3 separate regions of the Homo sapiens genome follow, and regions 1 and 3 are each linked to region 2. A link is a loop called in an ENCODE intact Hi-C map of the cell type or tissue named here. Cell type or tissue: heart left ventricle. All regions are shown on one strand. Links, peaks and the distances in the headings refer to the core of each region. The heading gives the core; the rest is flanking DNA. Region 1 has its middle 37 kb from the start of LINC00856. Region 2 overlaps LOC105378379 (a long non-coding RNA gene). Region 3 has its middle 44 kb from the start of LINC00856.

Region 1 (5,929 bases), core at 519-5,518, 450 kb before region 2:
AGAGCTGGGTAGAACCCCAGGGGAGAGGAGGCATCCTGGCCAATGGAAGTGTGCAGGCAGGAGCTTCAGATTGTGATCCCCTTTGCCATTGAAGGGTTTCCTACATTAGGGAGGGTCCCCATTGGCCTCAACATTCCAGGACCTGTTTCCTTTTAGCCTATACCTCACCTTCTTGTGGCCTCCCTTCCCCAGAGTGGAAGGGTTGTAACCCTGTAAATGAGGAAAGTCCTTCTGCATGGACATACTGCTTCCTGCTGAGAAATACCTCCATTCAGGGGAAAAATGGGATTAATTTTTAGCGGAAGCAGCAGTGGCTGAACATGCAGTTTTCAAATTGTTGACTATGATATTAAGTAACAAGCAGACTCCTGTCCAAAGGATGTTATTAAAATTAACTGTTTTAGCACTACAGTTAGAATCAAAAACCAATCTGTCACTCCTAAATTGGTTTCTTTCAACTGCTATTTGCGGGTAAAATGAACAGTTTTAACAATTACATCTCCAGTGCAAATCATAAACTTGATTTACAGGAAAACACTTAATTTACTGCATTTGACTGTGCACCAGAGCTGCCAATTATCTGACTGTAAATTTCCCCACTTGGTTATTTGTTTCCTAAACAGCAGCCTTGGCCCCATTGCCTCCCTCACCTCTGGGCCCAAGGCCCCACCTGGGGTTGCAGAACCTGATTGGGGTTTTGTTTGTGAAGCGCTGGTGCTCGAAAGCAGACAGGGTCCACATGGACCCTCTGTCTGTGTTATTTCAAGTTGTAAAATATTGAGTAGAATATCACTGCTCTTTAACCTAGTCTGAGCTAGCCATGAAGGAGGAAGAATCACAGAATCTGTGAGCATAAAGACCATGGAGAGAATCATTCATTCATCCATTCATCAAACAATGATTACGCAGTCATTTTCCCAGAGCTGGGAGCTATAGGCTATGCAGTGATGGCTGCGTCTCCCATGGTTCCTGCCCTCAACAAATTCACAGTCTAAGAGGAAATACATGTGCTGTATTATTCAATATCATTTTGTGGTATAATAAATTTTCCCTTTAGTTGTTGGCTGTTAATGAGCCAAAGTGCTGGGGCCCACTGAGAAGTGATTGTTCTGCTTGGAGGTGCTGGAGAAAATAGAGAAACTCACATGCCGTAGTTTTGCAGAAGTTCCATTTGAACTGAGTCTTGATGTCTGAATACGAGCTTTTCAGGTAGAGAAGGAGAGGAAAGGGTCTTTCAGGCAGGGGGAACAGCATCAGCCAATTCTTTTTGGCACAGAAGAACAGGGTATGTTTAGTGAGGGGGTGAATGGTCTGGCCTGGGAGGAGGGAAGGGGGCAGGTTGGCACCAGGATGCCGCTTTTAAGGAGTTTAGAGTCTGTTGGATTTATAATCCAAGTCCTTCTCTAGCTAAGCAAATGGAAGTCCACAGCATTGAGATACCCCGTGTAAGTCAGGAGAGACTGTAAATGCCAAGAAGCTATAGGATGGAGAATGGAGGATAGTTTCCTGGTATTTTGAGAAGTAAGAAAGCATATGCAAACATATGTAAATGAGATGCAAGCCGGCACCTGCTCTGCATTGTGTAGTCAGCCAGCTTTCTGCAGCCCTGTGTGTTTCTACAAAGGTGAGAGAGGTGCCTCCTTGTGACTCCAGCTGAGCTACGGGAGATATCAGGGGGTTTCATAAAAAAGAAAAATTACCCCAAGACTTTCCCTGCCAGGGTCCTTTCTGTTGGAGGAAGTGTCCCCTTGGGAGAGAGAAGAGGACCAGAATTTAGGCCTCAGAAGGGAAGGATGAAGCCCCCAAAGTTGCCACCTTCTAGGGAGCCCAGACCTCAGGATTTTGAGGAGTTGGCTCCATCAGTGTCAAGAGGTTTGTGTGGGCAGCTGGCTTGGGAGGGTGGGGGGTTCTCATGCCCTCTGCTCAGGCCCTCTGCTTCACCCCAGCATGCCCCACTCCCCTAGGCTCAGTGTCCCCACGGGAAGGGATCAGTGGGAGCTTTCAGCGCCAATGTCTCATGAGTTGAAGGTCAGTGGTTTTCTCTTGGACTGATGATTGTCCTGCTCTGATCCACCTGACTCCAGAGGGGTGGGTACTGACATGGTGACTCAAGAATGTGGCCTCGGTCTCCCCCTGGGGCCTTGTGGTTAATCCCCTACTCTCCTGTGGTCTGGAACCACTGAATGCAGATTCAAATCTCTCTTTCCTCCATGATTCTATCAAGAAAGAAGAGGGTTGTCATCTCAGTTGACACAGGGGTGGAGGCCCGTGCGTGGGCCCCTGAAGTTTCTAGGGCTGACTCTTCCTAATTTTCTGTGTGGCCTTGAACAAATCCTCTCTCTGGATGTCACTCGCACCTAAGAAGCCAGATACTTCAGGTAAGAGCCCTTTCCTGTTGACAGTTGCCTCATCCTGACCTGCTGGCAGGGTGTGTGGCGGGGAGCTGAGCCCCTTAGGGACAGGGGCTGCTTGACAAACATTTTGGAGGGCTGAGGGGGGCATTGGGGCATCCCCACCTCCAGGAAAACACTGCAGCCTCAGGCCCCTGCAGTAGAGGCACCCCTGGAGGGAGGGAGGGCCAGCTGCCAGGCTCGTGCCCCTTGTGGGTCCAGGGGGCCGACGTTGGGGAGGGCTCTCCGCCATTTCTGGCTGCCCCTCTAGTCCTTCCTCGGGTCTCTTTCATCCTCCCTCCCCTCTCTCCCATCTGCATGCCAGACTTTCCCTCCCAGTCTTTTCTATCTGTGCTCTCTCTCTTATTCTCTGAGTCCCATGGTTTTCTCTCAGCTCCCTGCCTGGCCTCTCTGTCTCCCTGCAGGCCTCTCTCTTTCATCTTCCTCTCCTTGCCTGCTCTGGAAGTCCTTCTCCATGTGTTCCCCTGCCTCGGTATAACCTCTCCTCTGTCCACCTGCACCCACTTTCTCCCCCAGCTTCCCCCACCCAGCTCCCAAGTCCTGAGCGCTTTGGGGGAAACTGAGGACAGGTTTCACCCTACTAAGGATGGAACAGGCAGGACGGGAGAGAATAGCCAGCCTTCAGCAGGTGGCACTGTTGGGTGACTTTTGCTTGTAAAACCTTTTAGCACTGAAAAAACATGCTGGAATCTATTGGCATTTGAGAGGCTCTTTTTTTTAAAAAAATAAAAATAATGACTCTCATTTCCTGGGCATCATTAAACAAGGTGCAGTGTTTGTGTGTGTACGTGTGTGATGAGGATGTATGCACACAGATGTCTGCACCTGAGCCTGTGGGGCTGGAGTGTAGGGGTGTATGTGTGAGCAAATGTCAGGGCCCTGGGTGCCTGGGTCTACATGTGTAGGGATGGGAGTGTCTGTGTGCGACACACACAACCTGTGTGAATGTGGGTTTCCGTATGAACTGGTGTGTACCAGCATGGGATGTGTCTACACGTATGCACCATCACACATGAAAGTATGTGTGTGAGCGAGCAGGGCAGGTCGGGCTGTGTGGGGAGCAGGGTGGTGTGTTTGTGTCTGCGGATGTACCCACCAGCGGAAGCACAGTGGAGGGGAGGGAGAGTCATGGAATTAGGCCTCCAGGTTTCAATTCTGGCTTCACACTGCAGTGGTGTGATTTTGCTGAAGTCTCTGAGCCTCAGACTCTTCATCTGAGAAATGAGATAATAGCATTATCTGGCACTCCGGATGACTGTGAGGATTAAATAGGCTCTTCTGTGTAAAGGGCCTGTCCTGGCATGGGCCCAGTAGGCTCAGGGCCACAGTGTGTCTGGGTGAGAGTCAGCAGGTGTGGCCTTCTGCTCTCCAGCTCCACTGTCTGGCTGGGCTGGACTTGCTGGCCCTCAGGCCTGTGGTGTTGGCCTCTCTAGGGGTATGAAGACCCAGGGGTGGGGATGTCCTGAGGGCTCTGGGGTCTGACCAGCCCTAGTGTTTCCTGGCTCTGCTGGATAGAACCACAGCCAGAATGACCGCCCCCCTGCCCCGCCCCCCAGCAGTGGAGATCCAGCATGCAAGAGCTGCAGTGGCCCTCAGGGGTCGTCGACTCCATCCAGCTCCCAACATAACAGGAGAGGGGAGGGCAGGCCACAGCTCCCCACATAACAGGAGAGGGGAGGGCAGCCCACAGCTCCCCACATAACAGGAGAGGGGAGGGCAGCCCACAGCTCCCCACGTAACTGGAGAGGAGATGGCAGCCCAGAGGGGCCGGTAGCCTGACCTGCGCCCCATCGTAAGTCATGGGCTGGCCACTGTCTGAGGGCTGTAAGCTGGGCTGATTCCGAGGCTGGGGCCCAGAGGCAGAGGCAGAGGCAGAGGGCAGCTCCCTGCCTCAGCTCCTTGCAGTCCTGACTCCACCCCTCCACCCCTCTTCTTTCCTCTTCCTCATCTCTTTGTGGCGACCTTCTGCCTTAGAGCTGAAAGTGGAAAGAGGGCCGCATCTGACTGGTTCTCTACTGCTGTGTAACAACCATACCAGAAGAGAGGGGCTTCGAGCAATGTCTTCTTCTTTTGCTCTGCTCTCTGGGTTGTCTGGGACTCACCTGGGTCTCTCATGTGGTGGCTAAGGCTGGCTTCTTGGGGTCTTTGCCTCTCTTCTTGCAGCATCTCATCCTCCAGGGCCTCTCCACGTGGCTTGGGCCTCTCCCAGCAGTGTGGGCTCAGGGTAGTGATTCTTTTTATGTAGCAGCTAGCTCCCAGGACACTGCCAGTGGAGGCTGTCAGGCTAGTTAAGGGCTAAGGCTTGGACTGGCACAAGGTCTCTTCCTCCTATTCTTTTGGAAAAAATCATCATGACCCACCCAAATTCAAGAGGGCAGAGAAATAGAACCCACTTCTTTATAGAGGAGGGGAAGGTCATATTGCCAAAAAGCCTGTGGGATGGGTGATGGTGTGGTGGGCATCTTTGGAAAGTGCAATCTGCTACACCATCTTAATGGCATTATAAGATGACAAGCAAATGCCAGTCTTAAGAATGTTTCTTCTCCACCATTTCATCCAGCCCTCCCAACAGCCATCTGCAGTGGGCCTGTCCTGGCTTCATCACCCCCTGTGTCACCCTGGGCAACTCCCTTCACTTCTCAGCACCTCAGTTTCCACGTGTTGAACAGGAGTGGTAATAGTTCCTGTTTCATTGAGTTGTCATAAAGCAAGAACTCAGCCCAGCACCTGGAGAGACCTCAAATGCGTTGTTACTATCATCGCCCTTCTCTTCCTTTCACAGATGAGGAAACTGAGTCTCAGAGAAGTCGAGGGACTGGCTCAGAGATGTACAGCATGGCATTGCTGGAGCCGGCCTGGAAGACAAGCAGTCTCCCTCCAATTGCACACTGTTTTCTCTGAGGCTCTGCATTGTTGGAGGAAGGGTCAGAGGGGCTGGAGAGGAAGAAACAATGCAAATATGAGGCAGCAGAAGGGAAATAGAGGTACTGGGGGCTTCCAGCCTCATGCTGCTTGCTCTCTCCTGAATCCATCGTTGGTCTTTCTGTCCTAATCCGACCACTCCATCGCCAGCCTCCATTCCTCTGAATGTTGATAGAAGAGCTCCGGACTCTTTCCAGCTTTCCAGACTTTTCCACTCACACAGACTCAAGGGTCCTCCCAACTGTCTTGTGAAAAGAGGCCATCCCATTCCACAGGAGGGGAAACTGAGGCTTGGAAAAGGCACATGGTCCCATGTAGCGTCACTGTGGCTCTTCGGACTCTTCCAGGTCCCTCTGCCTGTCCTGGGCCTGCCATTGTTCCACCTCCAGGTCTGCCCACTGCCTGCACCTCTCCTCCCCGTCTCACCTTGCCCTGCACTGCAGCTGCCACGACCTCCAGCAGCCCTTTAGACCAACGTCCTAAAGCGATAATGCCATGATGTTCCTGGCTTTTTCAAAACCCTTTTCCTAGAGTGTGTTAACCAGAATGGCAGTCCCACGAGGATCTCTGTGATGAAAGGGCTTCATGGTCAAATA
Region 2 (5,929 bases), core at 331-5,330:
CTGTTGTCCAGTCTGGAACCTGAGTGATGAGGCTACTAAAAGTGAGCATGCAACCAGGAGTAGAATGAGCTCTAGGGCAAGGGTGATGTTTTCCTTCTTGATTATTTCAGCCTGAAGTGGGACCAAGCAGTTGAAAAGTACCACTGCCTCTCAGAGAGATGGAAGCCAAGAGAGTGGATCTGGAAGTCCAAGTGCTTAGAGGAACACTCTTGTGATGGAGACAGAAAAAGACAGCAGAAGATCTGGGAACAGCCTGCATTTAGAATGTTAGAGAAGGAAGGAGAAACATAAGAGGAGACTAAAGTCTTTAGAATAATTGGGCTACAAACCAGGATAATGTTCAGGGACCATTGGAGGAAGGACCCAATGGAGGAGGGAATTTCAGGAAAGAATCATGGTCAGTTGTGCCAATGACTGCAAATTATAGGAAATGAGGAAAGGAAAAATATTACATTTATGATGAGACTCAGCAGCCCCATTCCTGGAGAAGAGAATAAACAGCTCTCTGTACTGGACAGCTGAATTCTCCCCTTGCTGAGGAAGAGGTTCGAACAGACAAGCCCCCAGGGCCCCTTGGCTGAGCCCACACACTTTGGTCTCTCATACTCTGATGGGACTTTTTTCTTACCTGGATTGCAATGAAAGGTGTGCACAGGAGGTACAGTGAGCAAATCCGTACTCAGAGAAAATGCTAGAGTTGTCGCAGCCCATTTCAAAGACCTTGAGTGTTCACTGCATTGCCTCCCAAACTTTAACATGCATAGGGAGAATCCAGTTTATGATTTAGGGGATCTGGGGCAAGGTCTGAGAATCCTCATGCCTCGCAAGCTTCCAGCAGCTGCTGCTATACCTGCTCACTCAACTGCACTTGAAATCACAAAAGTCTAGAGCACAGCAACTAACTGGTGGTCCTGGCACCACTTGCTTCATCCAAATGTGTTTCTTTGACCAGCATAATCTTCTAAAAAATTAGATTTACTTGAAAACATCTAAAAATGTGCAGATTTCACGTTTTAATAATTCCAAATTCTGTCTTCTCTTGAAACCCTCAGGAGATGTGGCCATCCTGCCCTTACATGCTGGAACACAGCAAGTGCTGGAGCTGACCTGTGGCTGCCCATTTTAGACAGTTTCAATGCCCTCCAGCCTGCCCAAGTCCTCATGCCCAGGCCCACTGCACACCCCCATTGACACTGTCTCCTGGCCCATGCAACCCCAGAGTTTTCCACTTCTCATCTAGAGCCAGCCCCTCACTCAACAGAGGAGAAATGAACCCTAGAGAGGGCATGGGATGAGCGGGTGCTGCCACTGTTAAAAGCAGCACTGTGTTTCTGCACCCCAGGGTTTGTGCTCAGTAACTGTTTACTGAATGACCAAATACCCTTTTCCATTATTGTGCTAGGGTCAACAGCTGATGCTGGTGTCCACCCACGGTGCCCCCCTACCCTGGCCACAGCACACCCCCCTTTATCGATCTCCTTGATTAATAAACAGTCCATGTCAGAGAACAGGAGCCTAAATCACACATCTCTTTGTGCCTTTCTCCAGATTTCTTCTTTTGTTTCTTGGGGAGAGGCTGAGGCAAGTCAACTCACAAAAATGTGCTTCCACTGAATGGGATCCTGGAGTTTATCTAATAGGCAGGTTGGGAAAAATGAAAACGCTAATTACTTCAGGGAAAGATGGAAAATGAGTCAGCTGATTGGGCCACCAGGCAGCCAGTAGGAGCTGATTTTTTTTTTTTTTAAAGAGGATAATGACTTATTCTAGGGGATTTCAGTTGTGCACACACAACAAAAATAATTCCAAGTGTCTGCTAGCAAAATCCCACGCTGCCGAACATCGCGTTTGAAAATTAATGTGACAAGCTGGAGGCCTATTTGCCCCAAGATCAGAAGACAATGAAAGCTTCCTCCCCAGGAAGTTTCTCAGGGTAGAACCAGAAATCCGGAACTGGAGAACCCAGAGGGCAACGCCCCACCGGAGCCAGTGGACGGGAATCAGCTGGGACGCCATGCTGCCCTCCTTTGTCTGGGTGATCAGGCCCAGCCTCCCGAGTTACTGATGATCCATATGGAAGCTGGTGGGGCTGCACATTAATTGCCTTGTTCAACCCATCATTAAAATGATACGTCTCGCCTTCGGGAGCTGTGCTGGCTGGCGGCGAGTTGGGCACACCTCCTGGGTAGAGAGGTCTCCCAACAGGGCCCTACACACGCTTCTTTCTGAAGAGTTGCACGGTGATTTGGGGTTCATGCTGGTGCCATTGGACTCTAGGAACCAAGGACCCCAGGGCCCTTGCTCCCACTCTCCTTTCTAGCGGGCAATGGAATTAATGAACCCCGGGCAGCCCTGGATGCAGGGCACACTCGGTCCTTTACAGCTCTTTGTCTGCAGCCAGGCTCTTGTCTTTCAGAGCTGGCTGCCGCCCCGTCTCTGGAGCTGATGCAGCAGCCAGATAATGAACAGTATATCAGCGGAGGCGGCGGAGGGGGGCGACGGGGAGAGAGGCGAGCGCCCGAGCGAGTTGGACTGACTTATTATTCCTTCACTCTCAAACAAAACAAAATCATTGGCCTGCCAGGGTCATTAAGGACCCCGGGGTTGTCATAGAAACGACCTTTGGGGCCTGGTGGTTGTTAATGCATGAGTGACTGCCTGCATTGTGTGTGTGGGGAGAGGTCAGAGTTTTGTTGGTGGCTTAAGAAAGAAAGAAAGAGAGTGAGGAAGAAAGAGAGCCAGCACAAAGCCCAGGATTGGGCGGCTGACATTCAGAAGGAAGGTTGTCCGCCGTGGCATTGATTAGCTGTCTGGGATGGTGAAAGTCCTGTGCCCGGCACATAGTAGGTGCTCAGTAAATGTCTGCAAAGGTGAATGGACACGTTTCTCTGGTTAAAAATGCCCTCCTATGCCCACTCTGAATTCCACCTCCCCGTAACCCGGAAGCCACTCTGCCAATGCTCTCCCTGAGAGTGCTTAGACAGGTAATGCTCCATCATTGTTCCAGCCGAGAGTAACAAACTCACAAGTTTCAGGAGGCACTTCTATGCCTTCAACTTGGACAGGACAATTTTCATGGTTCCCAGGGACCCAGGAGGAACTCGTTGGGGTGGGTGGGCAGGGGCTTTTACAGAGGAGAAATATAGGACAACAGGGCCTCCTCTGTCAGCCTTGGATTTACAGATGCGCCTTCAACCCACTTTCTAACCAGGGCACTCTGTCCCCTGCCAGGAGACACTGAGCACCACCCGTGAGACGGAGCTCCCCCTACTGGCTGGTGTTCAGAGAGCTCAATCTCCAGGGGTTGACTCTCTCCAGCTTGTCGGGTTTCAGAACCAGCCCTGCTACTAACTCTCTGTGTGTCCTCTTGCAAGTCCTCCTTCCTCAGTTTCCTCACCTGGAACATTAGACATGGTCCAGATGACATCTACAGCCCATCCCAAGCCTTCTGTTCTGATGCCTCTGGGTGGGGGTGGGGGGTGGGGGGGGTGTCTTTTCTGAATTTAGGATTTTACTTTCCAGGTTGGAAGAAAACATTCTAGCCACCTTTTGGGGGTGATTATAGAACCATTTGATCTCTGAGATGTCTAAACCTGGTTGCCTTCTCTGGTGTCACCATAGAAGTGAGGAGGCCCGGGCCTTTCAAGATCCTCTAACACTGTACTGCTTATGTTAACTGTAACACCATGTCCCCTGATAGCCTCTTGAAGTCTCCTTGTCACATTTGGAGGCCAATCCCAGGACCTGCCCACTGGAGACACACTCACTTAGCATTTACTACTAGAGTAGCTTCTTCTTAAAAATAGTTTCAGGAATCTGTCTGAAACCTTACCTGGCAGATTCTCAGATCTTTGCTCAAGCAAACCAGACTATCACTCACAGAATCCCTTCTTCAGCTCATGGACCCCAGAACACAATGGCTGCAAAACCCAGGTCTCTGATGTGGGCCCAGAACGAACAAACACCTCATCTCAGTGAATCGCAAATGCCTGCATTGCACATCTGTGCTCTTTTGCAAGGACTTTGCTGGGATTCGTGATGAGCACACCTATTACAGAATCTGGAGTGAGAGTGCCCAGTACAGCGGGGGTGGGGGGGTCCCTTGTGGGCAAAGGACCATCACATTCATCTACAGCACTGAGCCTGGTTCCTGCCCTGGAGTAGCAATAAGATATTGGAGTGAATGTTTGGTTCCAGTCTTTCATTTAATTCTTATAAAAAGGCAAGCAGCTACATCCCCCACAGAGCAGATGAGGTATCAGACAGGAGGAAGTGTGACTTGTCCAAGGTCACAGGAGGAGCAACTTTAGAAGCCGGACCCACAAGCTCCAGTCTGTTATGGCTCCGCCCACAGTGCTGCCGAAGCTGTCACCTGCGTGAGTACCAGAGAGTAAGAAGCGAAGAATCTTGTTATTTATGCTCATGTTGCATAAAATGTTATGCTCAGATAGAGTCAGTTTACCTTTGTTTTTGTTTTTAAAATCTGCACAACTGATTTGCATAACTGTCAGGGCCATGGCCTGGCACCTGTTCCCCTGTGTGTACAACAGAAAGGAGACTTTTGCCTACAGTCGAGCATGTTTTACTTCCTTTCTCATTAGTTGCAGAAAGAGAGAGGACTGTGCCCAGCTTGGACTCCAGTTCAAATCCCACTAAAACATGCTGAATCCTCTGTTTGGCATAAAACACGCTGAATCCTCTGTTTGGCATAAAACACCCAACTCAGATTGTTGACATATATTCTCTTTTCAACAAACTGCATCTTCTCAAATAAGTGAGAAGACAAAAATCCATCGAGTTTCCTGGTTTCCAGAGGTAAGAGAATTCAAGAGCAAACACTTCAGCATGCTGGAGCTTAAGTTTCCAAGAAAAGAAATGAGGAGTTGCTGATTTGGAGAAAAGGCCCCAGGCTAGACATGACTAGCTTACCTGGGGTTGCAATTGCTTCTAGCTCATGTGGTAACCTTTCACAAGTCACTTCCCCTTGTAGAGTCTATTTCTACTTTTCTAAAACATAAGGGAGCCCAAACTTTGAAATGTTGTAATTCTGAAGCTTAGGTTCCTATAAAGGATGATAAACTCCAGAGTATTTGTATTTAATGAAGTTTAACACCAGGTTATAAAATAGAGCTTCCTGGGAGAATGAGCCATCATCTAAACCAGCAGAATTGAACAGAGTGTTTTACTTTGCATTAATATGTTCCCTTAGGGACAAGGACAAAACCCAACATTGTAAAAAATGTCTTGAATATTTGCATATTGCATATAGAATATTTGCATGCAGTATTTATGTAAAGCATGATGCTTATTTTTCAGGGTGGGAAGGGGGAAATCTAGTAACTTGCTCAGTATCAGGTGCTTTTCATACAGCATTGAATCTTCAGCAACCCAAAGATGCATGGTATTCATTGAACCTCTAGAGAAACTGAAGGCCAGAGTAGGGACTTACCCATAGTTACCTGGTAAAATGCAGGGATATCCTTATTCCTTTACAGCACTTTTCTCTCCTACAACTTAACAACATTCACAGTGTAAGAGATATGCCTGGAATAATGTAAAAGAAATGAATTTAGCTCAGTGGGTTTTTATTCATATTCCTCTCTAGGTGGAAGTTTAGACAAGGTGGCCTCTAAGATCCATTTCACCTTTTTCTTTTTTTTTTTCTTTTTTTGAGATGGAGTCTCGTTCTGTCACCCAGGCTGGAATGCAGTGGCACGATCTTGGCTCACTGCAACCTCCGCCTCCCGGGTTCAAGCGATTATCCTGCCTCAGCCTCCCTGAGTAGCTGGGATTGCAGGTGTGTACCTCCATGCCCAGCCAATTTTTGTATTTTTAGTGGAGATGGGGTTTCAGCCTGTTGGCCAGGCTGGTCTCGAACTCCTGACCTCGTGATCCACCTGCCTCAGCCTCCCAAAGTGCTGGGATTACA
Region 3 (5,929 bases), core at 330-5,329, 450 kb before region 2:
AGTGGGAGCTGGGAAAGTTAACTGAGGAGGTTGCCTCGGAGCTGGACCTTAAAGGATCACCCAGGCAGAGAAAAGAGCTGAAGGACGGGCATTCCGGCTGGGAAAACCAGCATGCATGAACGTCCAGAGGCAGGAGTGATCAGAGGGAGTAGTGAGGGCTCAGATTTGGGGATCACAGATGAGCAGCTGAGATGAGACTGGAGGGATCAATGAAAGAGTTTGTGGGCAGGGTTCAGACCTCCTGTACTCAAATCCATGTTTGCTTTTAGGTGATGAAGAATAGATGACATATTTTTTAGCTGGATACAGAAATGCAACATGCGCATTTTGCCAGATAAGAAAACCGCAGTCCAGAGGAGTGAAGGGTCTTTCCTGAGGTTCCACATCAAGTTAGAGGCATAGAGGGTCACTGGCTGCTGGTGTCATCTTGTTCTGCCACATAGTACATGCTTCATCAGCCCCACCTGACATTATTTCACTGTAAGGTTGGGGAAACTGAGGTTCAGCAGGGAGGCTACTTGTTTCTTTTTGTGTAGTCTGTCTCCCCAGTCAGCGAAGGCTCTTGGAAGGCAGGACCTGTGACTGTTCTGTGGACTAACGCTTGCCCCAGGGCCCAGGACTGGCACGTAATAGGCGTGCAGTAAATGTCTGTGGAATGTGAGAATAAAACAAGGTCATGTGGGAAGTCAAGGGCAGGCAGAACAGAAACCCAGGTCTCTGTCTCTGGACCTGCAGGCTGGGCTGTATTCAGTGCACTGGGAAACCTGAACTCTTGGTGCTGAAAGGGAGCCTTGGGTATCTTGAGAGTAGGGCCTGGGTTTTGTGGTCCATATTGCCCTTGGTGAATGAATGAAGGAAGGAGAGAATGCACATATGTATGCATCAATGAGAGGATCTGGTCCAGCCCTTTCATGAAGCCCAGAGAGGGGAAGAGCTTGGATAAGGCTGCATAGCTGGTGGGCCCAGGGCCAGCTCAGAGCAGGGCCTCAGACAATGTCAGCTGAATGAATGATACAGCTTCCCTGCTTGACATGGGACAGGGACCCTTTCTCTCCCTACAGGGGCAGTTCTGCAGGGATGGGATCATCTTTTCAAGCCACTGCCTGGGTCTTTGCATCACTCATCATCACCCCAGGAATGACATTAACAGTGGGCCCAGCTGCTTGTGACTGGCCTGCTCCCCGCACCCTCCCCATCACCTCACACTGGCACATGGACCACAGTGGGCCTCTAGGGAGCCCTACCCCTTTTCCCAAGATGGGAGGCCGGAGCAGGGACTGAGTCCTGGTGTGGCCTCATGTTGCTGTGCCCTTGTCCTCGCCCCTTCCTTTCCTCTGCACCTCGGTTTCTGCTTCTCCAACCTATGTTCTTCGGTGCTGCCCTTGGTGTGGGGATGGGATAGTGCGGAAGAGAGAGCAGGACTGGGGCTTGATCGCCTGGACCCAAACCCTGCTCTACCCTGACCAGCTCTGCAGCTGGCCTGGGGCGAGGCACTCACCTCTCTGAGCTTGGAGCTTCTCCCTGAAAGATGGGTGAGAATCCATTCTCCACCCTAGTCTGTGATGAGGGCTGGGTAACGCTGTGCCGGTTACCCAGTACCTGTCCAGCACCTGCCCTGTGCATGTTCTGGAAGTATGGCCAGTACTTTCATTACCTCTTCAGCGTCATTGCCCCCATCCTGGCATCCTAGCACCTGGCCCTCATTTGGATAATGCTTTATCCAAAGATAAAGCATTCTGTGCGATGGAACATTCCATCTCCAAGCCTTTGCTGTCACTTGTGCCTGAAATGCCCTCTCGCTGTCGCTCTGAATCGGAGACCCCCTGTTTGCCCCCTGACCTGGCCTGTGTCTCAGAATCCCTCTGGATTCACGCTCTTTCCTCTGGGTGCCCTACAGCCCAGGCCCTTCCTCTGCAGGGTCCCATCTGCAGGCTGCCCCACCATCCGGGCCCTCCACTTCTCTCTGTTCCTGGCACAGCTGTGACTGTCTCTCCCTGCCTCAGTACCCCGGAGGGTGTAGAGTGTCTGGATCAGGCTCTTTACCTCCCCAGCCTCACAGCCAAGGCTAAGAGAGGAGAAATGCCTGGGTTCAATTCCCAGCTCTGCCACTCCCCAGCTCTGTGACCTGGGGCAAGTATCTTCCCCTCTCTGAGCCTCAGTGTCCTCCTCTGTGCAGTGGGGATGTTGTCAGCCTTTGCTTGGCCGGGTTGTAGTGGAGATCATGTGAATCCACATCTGAGATTGCTTAGGATGGGTGCCCAGCTTCCCCTAAGGCCTGTGTGAGTGTTTGCTGTCATTATTGTTATTATTGTTGCTGTGGTCACCAACTCTCCCAAGGCTACAGAGCAGATAAGGAAGTGGGGTATCCTGGGTAGAGCGGCTGGGCCCAATGCCAAAGTCCAGCCAGTCTGCCCACCCATCTCCCTCCCACCTCTGAGGCCTCAGAGCTGCCAGCTCTTGAGGAGGGAGCTATGTATGTGCTGGGATTTCTGGAGGGGGAAGGAGAGCCCAGTGGGAGGAGGTAGAGCCCTTCTCCCCACCAGGGGTGGTTCTGGGAGGGGCAGGTGAGTGGCAGGGGATGTTGGAACAACAGAGCTCCTGTTTACCGTGAGGGACCTTAATATTGTGACTGCTGCTTCTGCTCTGCCTCCCTGCTGTCTCACTTGGCAAATATGCTCCCTGGGGACCACGCAGGACTGGCTGCTCCCCCAGCTCCTTCTCTCCTGGGAACAGCCAGGGGAGGGGGAGCCGTGCCTCCACTTCCTCCAGAGGCCTTTCTCTCCCTTCTGCGTGGTAATGCCTGGCTGGGGAGGCACAACTTGAATCACAGTGGCGGGGAGACTTCTGGCCCCACGCCCTGCTTGCTGTGTGACCGTGGGTGCAGCACCTCATCTCTCTGAGCCTCAGTTTCCCTACTTGGGAAGTAAAGGGCTTAGTCTACAGCTCCAAAAAGTTATGAAAATTATTCTTTTTCTCTTCACCAGGAGAAGAAAAAGGAGACTTTCATTCAAAGTTGTGGTGGTTGTGGTGGTGGTGGTAGTGTGTGTGTGTGTGTGTGTGTGTGTGTGTGTGTGTGTACCTAAAATGCAACCCTTCCTCCTTCCCCTAGGAAAGGCTAGCTTCAGGTAGGCCTGCTTCCCCCACTCCACCTTCCTCCAGGAAGCCGTCCCTGACCATCCCTCTCTCCAGCTGGGTTAGAGTCCTCTGGGCACCCGTAACACTGGCTTTCCTCTCTTAAGGCACCTGTGTCTCACCTACTCTAGTACCAGGCCTGGTCTGAGGGGCCTCACCCCAACCACAGCATAGAGCCTGGCAGAGCAGCCTCACTGCCTATGGAACTACTCTAAGATGAGACAATGGGAGTGATTTCTGGACTTTCAGACCAGGGCAATTTCCTGGGTGTCAGGATGTGGGTGGGCGTGGGAGTGGGAGTGGAAGGCCCTGCTCTCAGGATCTGTGGAGCCTCTCCCTATAGAATCTTGAACGACAGAGCTGGGCAGGTGGTCCCTAGGACACACAGTGAGATGTTAACTCTCATTTCCCAGGCCTGATTCTGTATGTGGGCCTAGTTTGAGGCCTCTGTACCTCCAAGTGAGCCTTGCCCCAGAGAGCACGGCCCCAGAGAGCACGGCCAGGCCCAGCTACGGCAGCTGGCATGGCCCTGTCTGATCCTCCCTTTCATTCTGGGCCTCTCTGAACATCCGGCCCTGTGCCCTCCATCCTTGGTGTTCAAAGCTTCACAGAAGCAGCTCAGCAGGAAATGAGAGTGCTCTGACCCCTCTAGTCCCTTAAACTCTTTTAAAGGAAGAAATACCCTGATGGGAGTGTCTTCTGGCAGATTTACATTTTTTAAAAAATGCCAGTCACTGCTCTACAAAATGGGAAGCCCAGGCTCTAGAGTGAAGATCAAGGTGCAGAGAGCTGGGTGGCCGACTTTTCTCATCATTCTGCTCTGGGCCAAGGGCTGCTTCTCACCCTGCTTCCCCAGAGAGTAGCCACAGGGCCAGGCTCCCTCCATCTCCTCTCCCTGCCCAGCTCTAGCTTGGCCCATGGCTCTCTGAACCTCCCACTGCACTCCTGCTTCTGTTTTTTTGGGTGCCTGACCTCCACCAAGCATCTCCTTCCCCTCCTAGCTCCTGACCCGAGGCCTTGGAGGAACCCTCCCTAGGTTCCAACTGGGAGGGCATCCCTCCACTACATGTCCTTTGAGACTGGTTCTAGAGCCCAGCATCAGGAAACTATACAGGTTTGGAGCCCAAGAGATCTGAATTTAAAGTTTAGCTCTATAGCCATCAGCTTTGGAATTTGGGCAACTCACAAACTCTCCCTGAGCCTCAGGTTTCCCATCCAGAAAGTGGGTATAAAAGCACCCATCTGAGAGAGTGACTGCAAGACGGTGAATGAATGTGTGTGATGTGCCTAGCAGCCAGCCTGAGAACAGTTCTGTTCCAAGTGGGGCCCAGGACTGGTGCCATCCGCAGACTGGTCATAATAGAAATGGAGAGTGAGAATACTTGTACAGCAGCTTGACAAGATGGTGACATTTTAGCTTATTTCATGAAAGCATTTCCAACAAATTGGAAAATAAACTGATTGGAAATGAAACAAACTGGTTCTTCCACACTTAGACTTTGAGACGTCTTACTCAGCATGGAAGAAATCTCAAGAAACAGTGGTTATTTTCATCCATCCATCCACCCATCCACCCACCTATCCACCCATATGCCCACCCACCCACCCATCCACCCATACGCCCACCCACCCATCCATCTACCCACTCATCCATCCACACATCCACCCACCCACCCACCCATCCACCCATCCACCCATCCACCCATCCACCCATCCATCCATCCATCCATCCACCCACCCATCCATCCATCCATCCGTAGATTCACCCCTCACGGTGAATTCATCCCTCATGGCGGATGCTCAGAGGACCTAAATTTGGCTCTGGCTGTGACTCTTCATTTATTGAGCTTTGTTGGGGTAGATGAGAGAGGTCTGTATGTTCCCCAAATTTCTTCAGGCAGAGGCAGCTCTGAATTATATCATATTGTCAGGGGTAGGGCCAGGAGAAGCCCCATCCCCCAATTGCACCCCTTGCCCTTGCTTGGCTCCTGCTTTCATTTTCATCAGGAAAACCCGGGTAGGATTTACTCTAAGTCTGTTCTTCATCTTCCCAAAACTCAAAGTCAGGAGTTTGTCCCCCACTCCACCTCCCCCAAACTAATTTCCTTTTATTATGAAAACCAGAAAAATGACAAGTAATTGCTTGAAGATGTTAGAAAGATTGCATTTTGTTTTGCTACTATCAGCTTAAAAATAATGTTTAAGAGATTATGAATGGGTGATTAACTATTTTTTCTATTACTTCTCTCTCAAAAGCAAAACCACAACGATTGTGATATGCACAGTAAAACGAAAGCCCAGCTATCTGAAACCAGGCTAGAAGAAACCAAAAATACCCACCCCACAAGGAGCCATGTCCCTTTCGGGGAGAAATTGTTGCACTCAGATCTGGGAGAAGACAGAGCCATGCAAAGTTAAGTTGCTAAAGTGGCTAAAAACAAACATGGTCTCCACGCGCTAATTTTTCTCCATGGCCCCTCCTCCCCACTCCTTACAGTAAACAGCAGTTATGGGGACTGCAGTCAAATTCCCTATTTACTGCCTTTCCTGAGTCAGTTTCTTTTGGGTGAAAACAGTCTCTGATGCAGCTCTATTGCACCATTTCAGCGGGTGTTTATCATTTAAAAGGAACAATTTTAATACCTACATTTGCCTTACAGTATGAGCCATAAATGTGATTTAGGTTTCCCTTTATAATAGACTCTACAAACGATTGCCTAGGCTCCAGAAGAACTGTTTCTCCAAGTGCTGGCCATGAAAATGAACAGGCTTTTCCTTTCTTTACGAAAGTTTTCCT

Evidence for each region. A loop is a pair of places that touch in the nucleus more often than their neighbours do. Peaks named below come from ENCODE experiments on the same cell type or tissue, not always from the same donor. Only the 100,000 strongest peaks of a DNase experiment are listed, where the experiment ranks them.
Region 1: a loop joins it to region 2, with 4 times the contacts of the local background. A loop is called at or near these places in 43 of 110 quality-filtered maps.
Region 3: a loop joins it to region 2, with 4 times the contacts of the local background. A loop is called at or near these places in 40 of 110 quality-filtered maps.

What each region holds. Positions count from the first base shown.
Region 1 is chr10:78,208,621-78,214,549 of GRCh38, forward strand. No RefSeq gene overlaps it. Among named protein-coding and RNA genes, the nearest start is that of LINC00856, 37 kb to the right of the region's middle. RefSeq lists enhancers at 3,417-3,973, 4,013-5,929. In heart left ventricle, for the core only: CTCF peaks have their summits at 3,029 (motif pointing right) and 3,828; DNase peaks (open chromatin) are centred at 3,731, 3,969 and 4,231; H3K27ac peaks cover 726 bases.
Region 2 is chr10:78,654,489-78,660,417 of GRCh38, forward strand. It overlaps LOC105378379 (a long non-coding RNA gene), which reads right to left. Exons shown (of 5, transcript XR_946100.2): 3 at 5,460-5,544. Among named protein-coding and RNA genes, the nearest start is that of LINC00595, 390 kb to the left of the region's middle. In heart left ventricle, for the core only: a CTCF peak has its summit at 3,273 (motif pointing left); a DNase peak (open chromatin) is centred at 3,263.
Region 3 is chr10:78,201,957-78,207,885 of GRCh38, forward strand. No RefSeq gene overlaps it. Among named protein-coding and RNA genes, the nearest start is that of LINC00856, 44 kb to the right of the region's middle. RefSeq lists an enhancer at 1,306-1,805. In heart left ventricle, for the core only: no CTCF peak of the experiment used is centred there; a DNase peak (open chromatin) is centred at 2,405.